Linked DNA regions of Homo sapiens: regions 2 and 3 are each linked to region 1. A link is a loop called in an ENCODE intact Hi-C map of the cell type or tissue named here. Cell type or tissue: heart right ventricle. All regions are shown on one strand. Region 1 overlaps TCF4 (transcription factor 4). Region 2 overlaps TCF4 (transcription factor 4). Region 3 overlaps TCF4 (transcription factor 4).

Region 1 (5,000 bases):
CTGTTTTTTCCTTATTAGTGGGCTGGAAATTATGTATGATTTAAAAAATCAGTACTGAACTCAGAAATATATAATTTCCTACATCACTTTTGAAATTGATCATAGGGAAATCAGAACGATGCTTTTTCATGTCAACAAATTTTAACAAGTAATAATACAATTTTCTTTAAGATGAAAGTTTTATTGAAATATGATATCGATCACAAGTGAACGAAATATCAGCCATCTGGGCTCTATCCTTTTTAGGAAAGTCTGGAAGTAGCCGATTGTGTGGTAAGACGTAAAAGGAGGAAACTCTTCAAGGTTCATCCCTGCAGGGATAGATACTTTGTGAAGAAGTATAATTGTTAAGTGTTTAAAATATTAAGATAGCTCTCAGTATTCACTTTTAAACTTAGTGTGCCCATTTTCTAATTAAAGATATTGGAATATGAGGTTTGGATATTAAAATTGTGCTTATTAATGTTTAGGCAAGAAGGAGGTTAAGAGTGGCACAATTAAGTCATCTCAAATAGGACAAAACTATTCACACAATTTACACGGCATATATAACATGACAATGGGGAACAGTGAAAGCTGAGAAAATATTCATGACAGAGAAAGTATTTTTGTGTGTGTGCAGTTAATGCTGAATTTGCTAAACCAGACTTCTAGTTCAGCATGTGCGTTTTTTTTTTTTTGTGAAAACCAATCTTATCTTCTCTATTACACATTGAGACTATAGAGTTTATGATTTTTATGAATTGCTGATATATGAAAAAATATAGGAGAATCTTTATATTTGTTTTGATTGGAGGCTTTTGTTCCATTAAAAATTTTTCAGAAAGCACACAAGAGGCTTGCACATACTCAACATACATACTATTAGGCATTCTAATATCCCAGAAGTTTGCTCAAGGATTTCTGAATTTTTGTTTGGAATTTTGGAATAATGAGCTCCTTCATCCACTATCCTCCTCTTCTCTGCCTTGAAGCCCAATCCTGCACCCTTTAAGAAAGAAGGCTTCTGGTGTGCATATTTTAGATAGAAAGAGAGAAGAAATATAAAGGAAAAGACAAGCATGAAGGTTAACTGTGGATGAAAGGTTTGTGTATTTTTGAGCTATTCCTGCTTTATCTTTACAAACAAAAAGGTTGTATGCCCCAAACACTCAAACAAAACACCACCAGTTCATTCCTTCCCCCAGAAAGAAGCCTTCCTGGCCAGCAGCACCCCATTTTTCTACTCAGTGATCTCTTCTAAGGAGTGGTGCCTGATGTATCTTCCTACTCTCCAATGTGTTTTTATTTTTAATCAAGTATTCAAAATAGTATTTTGCATGCTAAGATTTATCAGGACTTTCGTTAAGATGTTAGCAGCTGCTAACATAAACAATAATAGCATTTAGTGTAAAACTGGACTTGTTGAGAAAAGAGAAATACATTTCTGGGAACTGCTATTTTGAACTTTATCATTTTCACTGAAGAGTATATTTTGGTGTGAAGTTTTGGACTCGAGAGTGGTTTAAATTACTGAGAAGTGTAGGAAACCACTGCAGGGCTGCTTTACCCAGAGAGAATTATAACAGGGCTTGCATGTATTTTGAAAATAAAACCTTTTTCTATGGCATCCAGCTTAACTGTGAATTTATATTTACGAAATAATGTAGATAAATGCCTTGATAATTTGATTGAATACCATTTTTTAACTTTTAAAATTTAATTGATTGAAATAGTTTTATTTGCTAACATAGCAAAATGTTCTCCTTTTTTCCAGATCACTGACAATTTCTGCATTTTCTATGTTTTCTTGGTTTTGAATAATTCTAAAGGTTTTCATTGAAAGTAATGAATCAGGAATTGGAGGGCTAAATAAGATTCTCTTAGAAGATGTGGCAGTAATCCTAAAAGAATAAGGAGTCTCTTCAAGAATTGTCAAAGTTGTATTTTCTTAAGGCAGAATCCATACTTGTCAGGCTGTTGACAGACACTTGCTTTGTCTTGGCTTTTGTTTGATTTTTTACATAACTGCACTGGATTATTAAACTGAACATAAAATTGCACCTCAAAGCAATAGCACAGGATTTTCAGCCTTGATCAATTTCTACTATCCCCGGATGTGTGTGTGCACGCGTGTGTGTGTGCACCCATGTGTATGAGTGTGCTTCTTTTAAAGGAATAGGAGCTTTTATACAATGTGGTGCAAAACTTATAGTTTTAAATACTTAATTATTTTATCTGGAAACAGCAGCATGTGAGTGATTCTTTTTTAAGTTGCAGCTGCTGCATAGGTGTAGAGCTATTTGAGGAGTTTGATGCTTTACTTGAGCATATACTCCCTCTTCAGAGAAGTTAAGGTAGTGCAGAAGTTTCTGCATTTTGTAAAATTTCAGGGTTGAAAATAAAGATGCTTTATGATTTGGTGAGATGGATAGATTTCACTTCTGAAAGAATGTGCAAGTTGTATTTTGAAAGGAACATTTTAAGAATTCTACTTAAGTGGTTTAGTGACACCCACTCTTGTCTCTTGTCTGACTTTGTCATCTGAGGAATTAATCATAAATAAGCCACTAGGGATGAAACTTGATATATAAGTGCTTACTTCCAGAGTAATAAGAAGAGGAACTGTGTGTGTGTTAAATTTCACTAAATTTATTTTGATTATTCCGTAGAGCAGGAAATAGGAACATTTCGTAGTGAAGCTCTCTTCATAGCAAACTGTAAAGAAAATTTCTCAGTGTGTTGCCATATGTTGGCAGTGATTAAAGGGCATTTCCTTTGTGAAACATGGAGCCATATTAGAAAGACTTATATTTTCTCATAAAAATGACCTTTGCAAGTACATTTAATCATGAAAACTGGTGTCATTCGTCACATACACATACAAAAAGTGTCACTGTTACCATTAGGGATTTTAGGAAAATGCTACTTTGGAACAATTATTTTGATGGCATCTGAGAAAGAATACCTAAGTGTCTACAGGAGCCTCCTCCCTCCATGGCCCATATCATTCTAAATATGCCTCCTGAATTACGCTTATAATAATATTGTAATGTCTTTCATTCTACCGATTGGCACAGTATATCATTATATCATTAGCTGCTATGAGAAAGCAGTTTCAAGTAGGTGGCAGATTCTTAGCATTAATGTTTTCAAGTAACCCTGTTTGGAGAATTGGGTTGTTTCACAGGTGCTCAGGTACATTAACACAGTACAATAATATTTTCTGGCTTGCTTTTTATGAAACGAACTTGAAGTACAAAATAATTTAATAACAAGTGGAGTATAAAAACTGGAGCTCTAGCTTAAGAAAGTTTAATAACTCAAGACGTTAAAGGATAAGAAAAAAATTGTCTAAGGAGGCAGCAGTGTTTAGCTCATTTTGCGTTACTACTAAAGCTGAAATTTATTAGGAGAATGTTTATGGCCTGATTATTTAGACTTGTTGAGTTAGTTTAAATTTTTTAAACGATTTGGTCAAGTAGAAAAGCACAGTTCTGTATCTATTGTACTATTTGAAAGTATTGTTACATAAAATAAATTCGAAATTCTGCCATTTAATACTCAGGCATATGATTCAGGAGTGAAATTGCATTGCCAGAACCTTGGGGTCCCTCATGTATCTTAATATGAATTTTATTTTTAGAGGTGTATAAGACATTGGCACATATAATCTGTGGCTTAATTGATAACAGCAAAGAAAATGGAATTAAAAATATTTATTATTAACAGATACAGTTGGGATTACAAAATTCAAACTGCAGTCAGTAATTATTTTACAAATAAATGCTATTTCATTTTCCCTTTAGTAAATATATCAGTAACTTCACCCAATATTGATGTAAGTGAAACCCGACAGTAACAAGCTGGGAGTGCCCAGGTAGAAGGGGAAAAAAGCATGTTCATTTATTCATTCATTCCTTTCTCCGTTTATACTTATTCAAAGAGTATTTTTCATTGCAGCTAAAAACTAGACACACCATGTAACATGGAACATGTCTTTTTCTTCTATGTATTCTTATTTAAATCGTGGAGCTTTTCAACTGAGATTCTTCACGTTTAATGAAATTTGCAGTCTTGTGTCACTTGCGTCACAATTTGTAGGAATAACCTTAGCATTTTAAAGAGTATACCGTGTAGCCTTTTGAGAAAGTCATGCATTTGAAAAATAAAATAACCCACAAAGTGTAACACATGGACTTTTGTCCCTTAAGCTGATTGCCCTTACTCACTTGTCACCACCTTTACGAGAGTGAGGGATATGTTTTAGATACATTTTTTTTTGTCCTATAGAAACCAGACTCACTGCTTTACTTATGCGTATTACTCTGAAATATATTTCCAGTGAATGAATATAGTAGTAAAAGTGGTGTAGCAAGGTAGAAAAAACACTGCACTAGACATAAAAAGACCTTTCAAGTATAACGTCTGACAGCCTCTACTTACACACCCAGTGGCCTTGGTTAGGTCACAAACCTGCTTCTCTGTCTACAAAGCAGGTATAAAATAGTGCCTGCATAATAAGGTGGTGTCAATATACTGATAACAAACCTTTATCAAAGTACTTATTCCATGCCAGAGTACTTATTCCATGTTCTAAGTGGTACACTATTACATCATTTGCATCTATTGAATCATTTATTCCTATAAAAATCCTGTGAGATGGGTACTACTGTTTATTCAAGAGACTTAAAAATGAGACACAGAGAGGTGAAGAAACATGTCTGCGGTCACACATAGTAAGTGGCAGAGCTGGGAGTGAGACCTGGGCAGCCTGTCTCTAAAGTTTCTGTGTTCTTAACCATAGTGCTGTCTATGCTGCCTAGCGTTTCAGACACTCTGTAGACCAAAAAGCTCTCTACAGCAAGGTTGTCATTAAGTTAGCAAGTATTTGACTATCTACAATAAATTAATATTCAGAAATTTCATTTCACTGTAGAGTGATCATCAGTATCTCTGTATAGTCATGTCCTATAACTTTTGCCCAAGCAAATCAGTATGCCAGGCAGTCCAGGGGAGCA
Region 2 (5,000 bases), 150 kb before region 1:
AATAATTAATGTTTTAATAGCTTTACATGAACTCAAACATTCCTCCTGCTTTTAATTTATAAAATAAGGAAAATAAGGTAAATAGTTATAACAAATATAACTGCTAGGTTGAATGATATACTTAATAACTTGTATATTTTAGTTTGGTTTAAAAAGATCTGAACTAATCATTTGTAATTTGTAGCCTTATTGAAGACAAATATTGTATCCCCTTATGCAAATATGAAATAATGAAAACTGCATGCCGTATATAATAGTTTGCTCTTCTTTTAATTTCTTCTCTCTTTCCCTCATAGACAAGATTGATAAATGTATGTGCATATATTATTTATCTGTTCATATAAGGACATGTAATTGACTATTAGATATGGTAATTGCATAAATATATCTTATTCAAGCTCATTTCCTTTTCTGTTTATAAAATAAATGTTTTTGTTAAATTGGAATATGTACTGAAATAGAAGTGCCTAATTTAGGATTCAGAAACTAGGTACACAAACAAAAATCAAACAAAATTCTGGGAACCTTTGACAAACTTGTTCTTTAACCTATATGTGTTTAAAAAATTTGTTCATCATGTTTGCTGATTATTGAAGATATTTATAATAGAATAAGGGTTTCCTTCATCACTAACACACCTGCTCGGCTGATTTGCTCCCAGTGGAAATATGGTTGAACCTTTAGAAAGAACGATGTTTTTTTGCCTTACGAGTATCAGGATGCCATTTTTGGTCTTTCTTTAAATTTAAACTTGGAAATGGTATCCTCCATATATTCTCTTGTGGCTTTAAACTTTTTTTTTTTTTTTTTTTGTAATTTTACAGCTCTTGTTCAGTTTGATTCTCAGCAGCAGCTGTATTCCATTGTAGACTGCTGTGTTTCAGCAATTGATGGATCCTGTATATATTCTACTATTTAGAGTATATAAAGAAGTTGGGACTCTTGCAAGTGGCAAGGACTATATAACTGGGTTACTATGGCTTTCATTATTTTTGTTATTATTGTGACAGATTGTACAGTAATATGCTAACAAAGATTTATGGCATCATGCAGCAGTAGGAAATGTTGGGATGGAGGAGAAAACTCATGTTAAAACAAATGTCTATAATAATAAGAGGAAAACAAAACTTCAAAAAAGCTGAGAATTGTTTCTAGTATAAATATTTTTATTAACATTTGTTATGGTTGAAGATCTTGAGAGGAACTGTTCATGCATTTCTGCAGTTTAGATTATGCTGTATGCCTATTTGTGCATCATCGTTCTTAGGAGATTGTTCTTTCTTCTGGTTTTTTTTTTTTTTAGTTTTTTTGTTTTACTGGAACACATAGGTATTGAATATGCAATGAACAGAAAATTTATGGAGGGCAGAGTTATGAGTATCTGAGGAAAGTTTAATTACTTTTATAATTTAGATAAGCTTCATAATTTATTGTAACACGCTGTACTTTGGCACAATTTGTAACAATTATAAAGCACTTGAATTTAGGTTCTTTACTTGGCAGCTATCAACAGAGTTAGCTGTATGAAAACTTTAAGCATTTACTTTCCTTCCTCCGCCTTGCATTACAGGCTTACGCTGTAGTAGTTTTGTTGCTCCCACTTTCATTTGCCACATCTCTGGGTTTTATGTATCACAGTATAGTAGGCTTGTGGCTATACACTAGGAAGCAGACGAAGAGAGAACCTGAAGATACCTCCTGATGCCCAAACCTAGGAAAGGGAAAAATGCAGAAGAACTCAGACGACTCTTGGAAATGATTCTTGCCTCAATTAAAAAGACCTCACCACTCACCTCCATGTAAAGGACAGGTCGTGAATTATTCAAATGATTCAGAAATCAACATTTAAAAAAATGAACATAAATTCCTTTTCATAATTAAAGAGCGGTGGAAAATGGCTCTTTTCTTAGGTCTAGATTATATTGCTGTTAAAGGAATTGCTGCCTAGTATACAATTTTTTGACATTGTTTTCTACAACATCAATCTTATTTGTTGTCCTTTTTTGTCACGCCTGTTAAATGTGTATTTTTCTGTGTTGATATTGAAACTAATGTACAAAGTGTGACATCTCCAAAAACTGATTTGGTTGTTCCTAAAAACATTGGTCCTTAAAAGTATATTTATTTGCAGCCCAGGAATTTTTAGCTTCACATTTTTCTTTTAATAACTAAACTGTAGAACAGAATTAGCTCTCATAAAACCTTGTACTTGCTGAACAACTCTCATAATTAAATGAATATAATGATTTTATGTGACACTTTGAACTTCTAAAGTTCTTTCACATCTATGTATGTTTAGGACAAGATTTAAAAGTTAAATTATTCTACAGTTGGAGTAGAAATAAGTGGCCAAGTATCCAACTTTTGTATCTCAAATACCTTCTTTTTTTTTTTTTTTCCCAAATACCTTCTTATATTCTCCACCGACTTTTTGGGCTGGCTAAGTGTGACAGAAATGGGAACTTTAGTTCTGGCTTTTGATTCTCTCATGTTAATGTAGGTTTTTGATAAGTCACTTGGTGCAAAACACTGAAACAACTTATCTATTGGCTTAAATGAGTCAACAGTCTGAATCAAACAGGTTGTGAATTGGTTAAAATAATAAACCAGTAACCCTGTGGTTGAGCTCTTGATGATTAAAGAACCAGACCTAAGAATGCATTTATAGTCTTTTAAAAGAGAGTAAAGACTCCCACTTCTTTGAGCTGTGTTTCTTTGTGTAGATTTCTTTTTTTTTTTTTTTAAAGAAAGGCTTCATTATCTGTTTCAGATCTTTATAGATGTTGCAATAAGGTACTCCTTTCTATTAGTATAGGATTGAAAGGATCAAAGTTAATAACTTGAACTGAGATGCTTTAAAATAACAAAATAGTTTATTATCTCTTTCCTTTTCAAGATTTATGTTCTTACAAGGGTACAATGTTCATGATTGAATGTGGTCCTACTGGTAAGGCTTCCATGTAATAGAAGAGTAATTCCCTTGTCTAGCATTCTCTGGGTTGTTTTAATGTTGCAGGTGAATGTGTTCTGCTGTGCAAATAAATGTAGTTCTCTTATTCACATTCCTGATGACTTGCATCCTTAAACCCTTTTGGTCAGGGTATTATTGTCCTTTATCCTGAAAAATGTCTGTGATTGTAGTGCCCTAATACTATAAATCAATGGGGACTGAATTCAGCGCCTGCTAAGTAGAGTGAGGCAACCCTTTAAATGCAAATGCATCAGGGCTAGTTTTAATGTAATTTTAATAAGGCTGAAACCATTTTGAAGTAGACTTAAATCATAATACTAATCTTAAAAGACTCTCTATTTAGCTGAGAAGTCCCTTTATTCTCACTGGCCATTTTTCCTCTGTGTGCATCCAAACCACCTTTCATGTGATTCCACAGTTTTTCATTTCTTTTTTTTTTTTTCTCAAATAGAATATATGTACAGTTTGTGGTTACTTTATTAGTTGGAGAAGAGCTTGTATTGACTAAAATTGCTTCACTTCTTTTTCTTCCTGGTTGTACATGCCTGACTAATCTGTGTGTGTGTGTGTGTGTGTGTGTCCATAATATTTCAATCACATTGCTGTGTTTTGGTCAGAGAAGTAAAAATCTAGCTGTCAATGCCAACTGGAGTAGTTATTTAAGAATATAATATTTAAGTAGGGGAGTATATGCAAAGTAATATAAAAATGAGGAAAACATTTACAAAATCAAATGTGACCTCAAGTCCAATATTTTTCAATCTTCTAAGTCTGTTGGTTTCACCACCTCACATTATTTCAATGTATGTGAAATATATCTTGCTGTTTATATTTGGGTTGATGGGACAGGTGCAGGATCTTTGACCTGGGGAAATAAATTGGATTAAGGACTAGCTTAACTAGTCTACAGAAACTGTAGACTACAAAAACTGAAGGCAAGAACCTACTGTCACATCTTTTGCAGAGAGACAAAGGCATTTTGGTATTTGGATATTTTACTTGGGATATGTATTTTGTGTATTTGTGTAATTTTGTATTAATTTACACAAACTTAAGTAAACAATATATTAATAAGATTCATCAAGTAATTTATAAATTAACTTTCCCACATTTTTCTGTGTTCAAGAATTATCAAGGAGATGTGTAAATATTGAAGCCTATACTATATTCCATTATTTGCTTTTAATGTATTTCATATAATTCAGAAAACAGTAATTTATCATTTACATTACTTCCCTTTTCCTATTGAGCCTTCTGAAAGAATAATGTAGACCAGCATTTTAAAAAAAAGCTTGTTTCAAGACATGTTAATAGAAATTTTATTTTCAGTCCATTCTGCATTAAATATTGTAAAACACCCCTAGAGAGTGATATTATTTGTAATGATTCCCAAATTGCTTTGACCAGAGAACTCCTTTTTTCATGAAATACCTCCCATGTGGAACATTCTGCAGAAGAGTTTTGTGAAATGCTAACTCAGCCCAAAAGGTTTTTTAAATTAAGGCCTTTCAAGTTGGTAATGGTATTTAGTTTCTTGTTTTTTAAAATAGACTTTGTTTAGGACAGTTTTCTAGGGTCACTGTGCCACTCATGCTGACTGTCCTGTCGTCTTGAAAAATACTACTGGTAACATGTGAACAGATATGGAGGTCCTCTACCCGAGTATTTTAATACCAAATAATAGCTATATCTTCTCAGATATTGGTAGCTATGTCAATGGAGATGTGAAATTGGCTCTATCGATGGCTTTTGTCCATTCTCCAAGAGAGGCCTGTCTTTGTGGGTGGAGGTGTTGGTGGATATGTGTATGTGTCTCCTTCTCTTACCCTCTTAACAGTTTGGTCACAGTGGTGACCAGTGAGTATAGAGCAGAGCCTTGACAATGCACCTGACTTTGGGCTTTAGCCAGATAGTATGAATGAGTGAAGCAGATGTTAAGGAGAGGTGAGTTTAGGGCAACTGGGGCATTCGTGCCCCCTCATTCATTCAGTTAACATTTCCAAGAATCCTGTGCAGGGCAAATAAGATC
Region 3 (5,000 bases), 160 kb before region 1:
CTGTGTGTGTCCCCTTAGCTGTTGCTGTTCAGGTGCAAAGGTGTTCATTTCTTTGTCTACCCATGTGTAGTTGCCTGATATCCAACTAAACTGCATCAAAATATGGAACCCCTAGGTAGGCAAAAAAGATAATTAGAATACAGTAGTCCCCCCGCCCCCCTTATCTGTAGTTTCATTTTCTCTAGTTTTAGTTACTGTCCATCAGCTGTGGTCCAAAAATATTAAATGGAAAATTCCAGAAATAACTCCTAAGTTCTAAATTGCTCGCCATTTGATGAAATCTGCACTGTCCTTTGCCATCTCATCCGGGACATGAATCCTTACTTTGTCCAGCAGATTCACACTCCAGACACTCCCTGCCTATAAGTCACCTCTAGGTTTTCAGATTGACTGTTACTATGGCAGTGCTCAGGTTCTAGTCACCCTTTTTTGACTTAACTATGGCCCCAAAGCACAAAAGTAGTGAATCTGGCAATTCAGATATGCCAAAAGAAAGCCATGAAGTGCATCCTATAAGTTACAAGGGCAAAGTTCCCCACTTAAGAAAAGGCCAGGCCTGGTGGCTCATGCCTGTAATCCCAGCACTTTGGGAGGCCAAGGCGGGCGGATCACCTGAGGTCAAGAGATCGAGACCAGCCTGGCCAACATGGTGAAACCCCATCTCTACTAAAAATACAAAAATTAGCCAGACGTGGTGGTGGACGCCTGTAATCCCAGCTACTTGGGAGGCTGAGGCAGGAGAATTGCTTGAGTCTGAGAGGCGGAGGTTGCAGTGAGCCAAGATTGTGCCACTGCACTCCAGCCTCAGTGACAGAGCAAGCCTCCATCTCAAAAAAAAAAAAAGAAAAAAAAAAGAAAGATCATATGCTGAGGTTGCAGTATATTATAATTGTTCTATGTTACTCTTAGTTATTGTTGTCAGTCTCTCACTGTGCCTGATTTATGAACTAACTTTATCATAGGTATATATGCATAGGAAAAATCATAGCGTATATAGAATTTTGTGCTATCTGAGGTTTCAGGCATCTGCTGGAGATCTTAAAACCTATCCCTCTCTTAGAGTGAGTACTGTGATTATGTTTAAATAAATGAATGCATGCTTGCTTGTGGAAATATTTTTGTGTGTGGGGTATGTATATGTGTGTGTGTGTGTGTTGCATGTGGACATTTTAATGTGTGTGTATTATCCTAGCTGATGGTTTTCCTTTGGACATTTGGGTTCATTTTGTAGAAAGAAAATGCAGTTTTAGAATCAGGAAGCTGATTGGATGATTCCATCTGAATATATGTGTGTGTATAAATAAAATATATTATCAAAAGCCTGACTTGACTTGGGAACTGGGAAGTAGCAGCCTCAGGTCCTCCTAGGTTTATTGGAGTTACACTTATTAGTAAGTAGCCTAATCCTCTCTGCAAAGAGAGGAAGTACAGTTTTATGATAGAATCACGTGGGATGAGGATCATTGAACCAGAGAGAAACTGCTGCTGTTTGATTTCCACTGCAGGTCATCAGTATTTCTTGATCTAGAACAATGATAAAAAGTGTTCTGGTCTTTAAGCAAAACTCAGATTTAGGCTTTATCCTTAGAATCTGATCTTTAAAACTGGAAGCACAAGCTTTCCAGCTTTGAATTCACTCCATTTCAGAGATGAAGAAACCATTTCTCAAAGAGGTGTCTCTGTTGAGGTTTCACAGTGAACAAGTCAGGTCAGCTGAATCCAGGTCTAGTGTTATTTCCTGCAAATACATTTTATTTTTCATTTTTGCAGTAATCTTTAGATTAAACCCACTCCTATACTGTTGGATTAGTTAGGCACATGGACTGGGTGTATGTTTCCCAGATTTGAAGGTTGGTTCTCCATGTCATAGTTATTTGTTCTGGTTGCTTTTTTTTTTTTTTTTTTTTGAGACGGAGTCTCGCTCTGTGGCCCAGGCTGGAGTGCAGTGGCGGGATCTCGGCTCACTGCAAGCTCCGCCTCCCGGGTTCACGCCATTCTCCTGCCTCAGCCCCCCAAGTAGCTGGGACTACAGGCGCCCGCCACTACGCCCGGCTAATTTTTTGTATTTTTAGTAGAGACGGGGTTTCACCGTTTTAGCCGGGATGGTCTCGATCTCCTGACCTCGTGATCCGCCCGCCTCGGCCTTCCAAAGTGCTGGGATTACAGGCGTGAGCCACCGCGCCCGGCCCGGTTGCTATTTTTTCTCAGTTTTCTTATCTGTACAGTGGCGGTAGTTATTTCATAGAATCATACTGAGGACTAAATAAGTTATTTCTTGTAAATTACTTACATGAGTACCCAGCATAAGTGTTAGCTATAATAATTATTATGTTATTAATGATTATGTCATTATTATGTATTGTTGATAGTAATATAATAATATATTGCTTTTTAGACACTTTAGTTAGCTATCCAGCATATGACAATAAAAAGGTGGCTCTATTGAAGAGAAGGATTCCATAATTTTCTTGTGAAATTAGCGCCATAAATCATTGAACATCTTGCTTCAGTTTTGTGTGAATTATTTGGATTGACTAAGTACTCTTGGTACTGGGCTGAGTTACCATCTGCTGTGTTTTGCTTCCATAGGTCAGGCTTATTCTCCTAGGGAATGGTGAGGTGGAAAAAAATGCCAATAACCTAACCCCAAAATGTATCCTAACTGTCTTGTTCACATTTATAGGACAGTTTTATTGCTGTAGGTAAGACGGATAACTGGGCACTATTCCAGCATCTTGGCAGTTTTCCTTTTTTCAAGGTACTAATATTAGGATTAGCATGTTGTTTTAAAGCCATTGCCTTTCTGCACCTTATAATTGCTTGTTCTTGGGGGAGGCTTGGAACATTTGAATTACGGTTTTTCTGCCAAATATGGGAGAGGTTGTCTGTTTTGTTTTAATACTTCGATTGGTTTTTAAAGTTGGTACTACAGTCCATTTTGCCAACAGACAACACAAATTAGAGGCAGTGTGGGCACACTGTGTATGGGGCAGATGCAGAGAGGGGCAGCGAATATGCATGAGCGAGAATGTTATAGCTCTGTCAGTTTTTGTATGTGTGCCTCAGTTTATTTTTGGTATTGATACCAATGTTCGGCAATACAGTGATTTGCCTCCTCTATTTTGTTTCTAAATCAAAGCCTTGGCAGATTAAAATGACTAGGAAAAGATTAAATTGTTAATGGTATAATCATATTTTTCTCTAAAGCATTGAAGAATTACAGTGTCTATACTTATTAGCATGTGATAACTTTAGTGATTGAAATGTTTAGCTAGTTTTACTCAAATATTAGTAGGATTTCTAATTTTCATAGGAGAGCCTAGTGCCACAAAAGTTACTGGTAACTAGCACTCTTCAGTTTTCATCTTCATGTAACTGTTGTGAGCATTCAAGGAAGGAGCTGGGAAATGGTTTAGTCTTCATAGATGCTCAACAGATGTGAGTTCTCTTTTCTCCCATGTATACGTTTCTTATCTTTTTGTAGAGTTCATGGGAGCAGCATTTATGGATTCAGACTTATATTGTTGACAATGTCCTTGCTACCTGATAGATGATCAGTAAGTGTTGCAGAACGAATACATATGAGAGCAGCAGAGATAGGAGTACATTAGGGCAATTAGAATAGATTCCTTTTTTTGTTTGTTTTTTGAGACAGAGTCTGTTGCCCAGGCTGGAGTGAGGTGGATCGGTCTCACTGCAACTTCTGCCTCCTGGGTTCAAGCGATTCTTGTGCCTCAGCCTCCTCAGTAGCGGGACTACAGGCATGTGCCACCACACCTGGCTAATTTTTATATTTTTAGTAGAGATGGAGTTTCATCACGTTGGCCAGGCTGGTCTCGAATTCCTGGCCTCAAGTGATCCGTCCACCTCGGCCTCCCAAAGTGCTGGGATTACAGGTATGAGCCACAGTGCCCGGCCATTAGAATAGATTTCAAAGAAAAGTTGACTGTGCCAATCTCTGCTCCCTCCTGTATGTTGTTAAGTCTACAGGGCCATATTGCCTAAAGAAACGGAGTTCCCCAAGAATGTGTTAGGAATAACAAAAATTCTGTACTTTGACCTGAAAATTGCGGTTCTTGAGCTGGTTATTTTTCTAGGTATTGTTGGAAGTTATGAGTCAGAGTTAGGTACTTATTCGTGGATAACACAAGGACTTCTGTCAGAGATCTGGATGCTGTCAGTAGAATCTCTGTTTACCCTCTTGGGCTCAGTTTATTCATCTATTCTATGAGGAGGAGTATGCCTGTTTGGCCTTCCTCTTAGGTTGCTTTTGAGAATGAATGAAATAATATGTGAAAATTCTGTTCATAAGTGTAGAAGATGGCTAGTGATGATGATGATGATGATGATGAAATTGATGATGCCCAAAATATGGAGAATCTAGACTGAATTTATGGCTTTCTAACTTCGAATTTTCGGCTTTCTAACTTCGAATTTTCAGGAATGCATGATGATAGAATGTTTTTATTTCTGATATCCACTGCATTGTTTCTATAGACCTTCAAAGTTTGACACAAATAACTAAATTATTTTGTTTTGTTGGTGAGGATCACTTTTATTTTAGCGGTGTATCCTGTTAAAATAACCTTGCATGAGGATTCTCAAAGTTATACTAATGTTGCACTAGTAACTAAGGCAGTTCCAAAAAGAGACATTTAGAATGAATAAGGATAAATCAAAAGTAATTCATATCCATTGGTAAGGAGGTGGCACATACCAAGTGTCAACTGTAGATATTTTAGAAATTGAAGTGTTACCATGGAATCAAAGTATTCCACTGTAAGGTTGAATATCTCAGGATACCTACTTTAAGTCGTCGATTAAGATGAAGTTAATATTCATTTTACATATCCTGCTTGAAACCTCTTATGCTGTGAAATTTTCCTGTCTATTAAGAATAGTTTTAGAAAAATGAATTAGCTAATTCCTTAACTTGTATGTAACTTGAATATAAGTTCCTTTCCTTAACTTGTGTGAAAATCAGTTCTCCTTTGTGAAGA

The links. Peaks named below come from ENCODE experiments on the same cell type or tissue, not always from the same donor. Only the 100,000 strongest peaks of a DNase experiment are listed, where the experiment ranks them.
Region 2: a loop joins it to region 1, with 2.2 times the contacts of the local background. A loop is called at or near these places in 8 of 110 quality-filtered maps.
Region 3: a loop joins it to region 1, with 2.3 times the contacts of the local background. A loop is called at or near these places in 7 of 110 quality-filtered maps.

What each region holds. Positions count from the first base shown.
Region 1 is chr18:55,340,976-55,345,975 of GRCh38, reverse strand. All of the region lies in intron 8 of TCF4 (transcription factor 4), which reads left to right. Among named protein-coding and RNA genes, the nearest start is that of TCF4-AS1, 110 kb to the left of the region's middle. In heart right ventricle, a CTCF peak has its summit at 2,332; no DNase peak of the experiment used is centred here; H3K27ac peaks cover 2,352 bases.
Region 2 is chr18:55,492,709-55,497,708 of GRCh38, reverse strand. All of the region lies in intron 3 of TCF4 (transcription factor 4), which reads left to right. Among named protein-coding and RNA genes, the nearest start is that of MIR4529, 16 kb to the right of the region's middle. In heart right ventricle, no CTCF peak of the experiment used is centred here; no DNase peak of the experiment used is centred here.
Region 3 is chr18:55,502,711-55,507,710 of GRCh38, reverse strand. The region is part of intron 3 of TCF4 (transcription factor 4); the gene reads left to right. Among named protein-coding and RNA genes, the nearest start is that of MIR4529, 26 kb to the right of the region's middle. In heart right ventricle, no CTCF peak of the experiment used is centred here; no DNase peak of the experiment used is centred here; H3K27ac peaks cover 2,599 bases.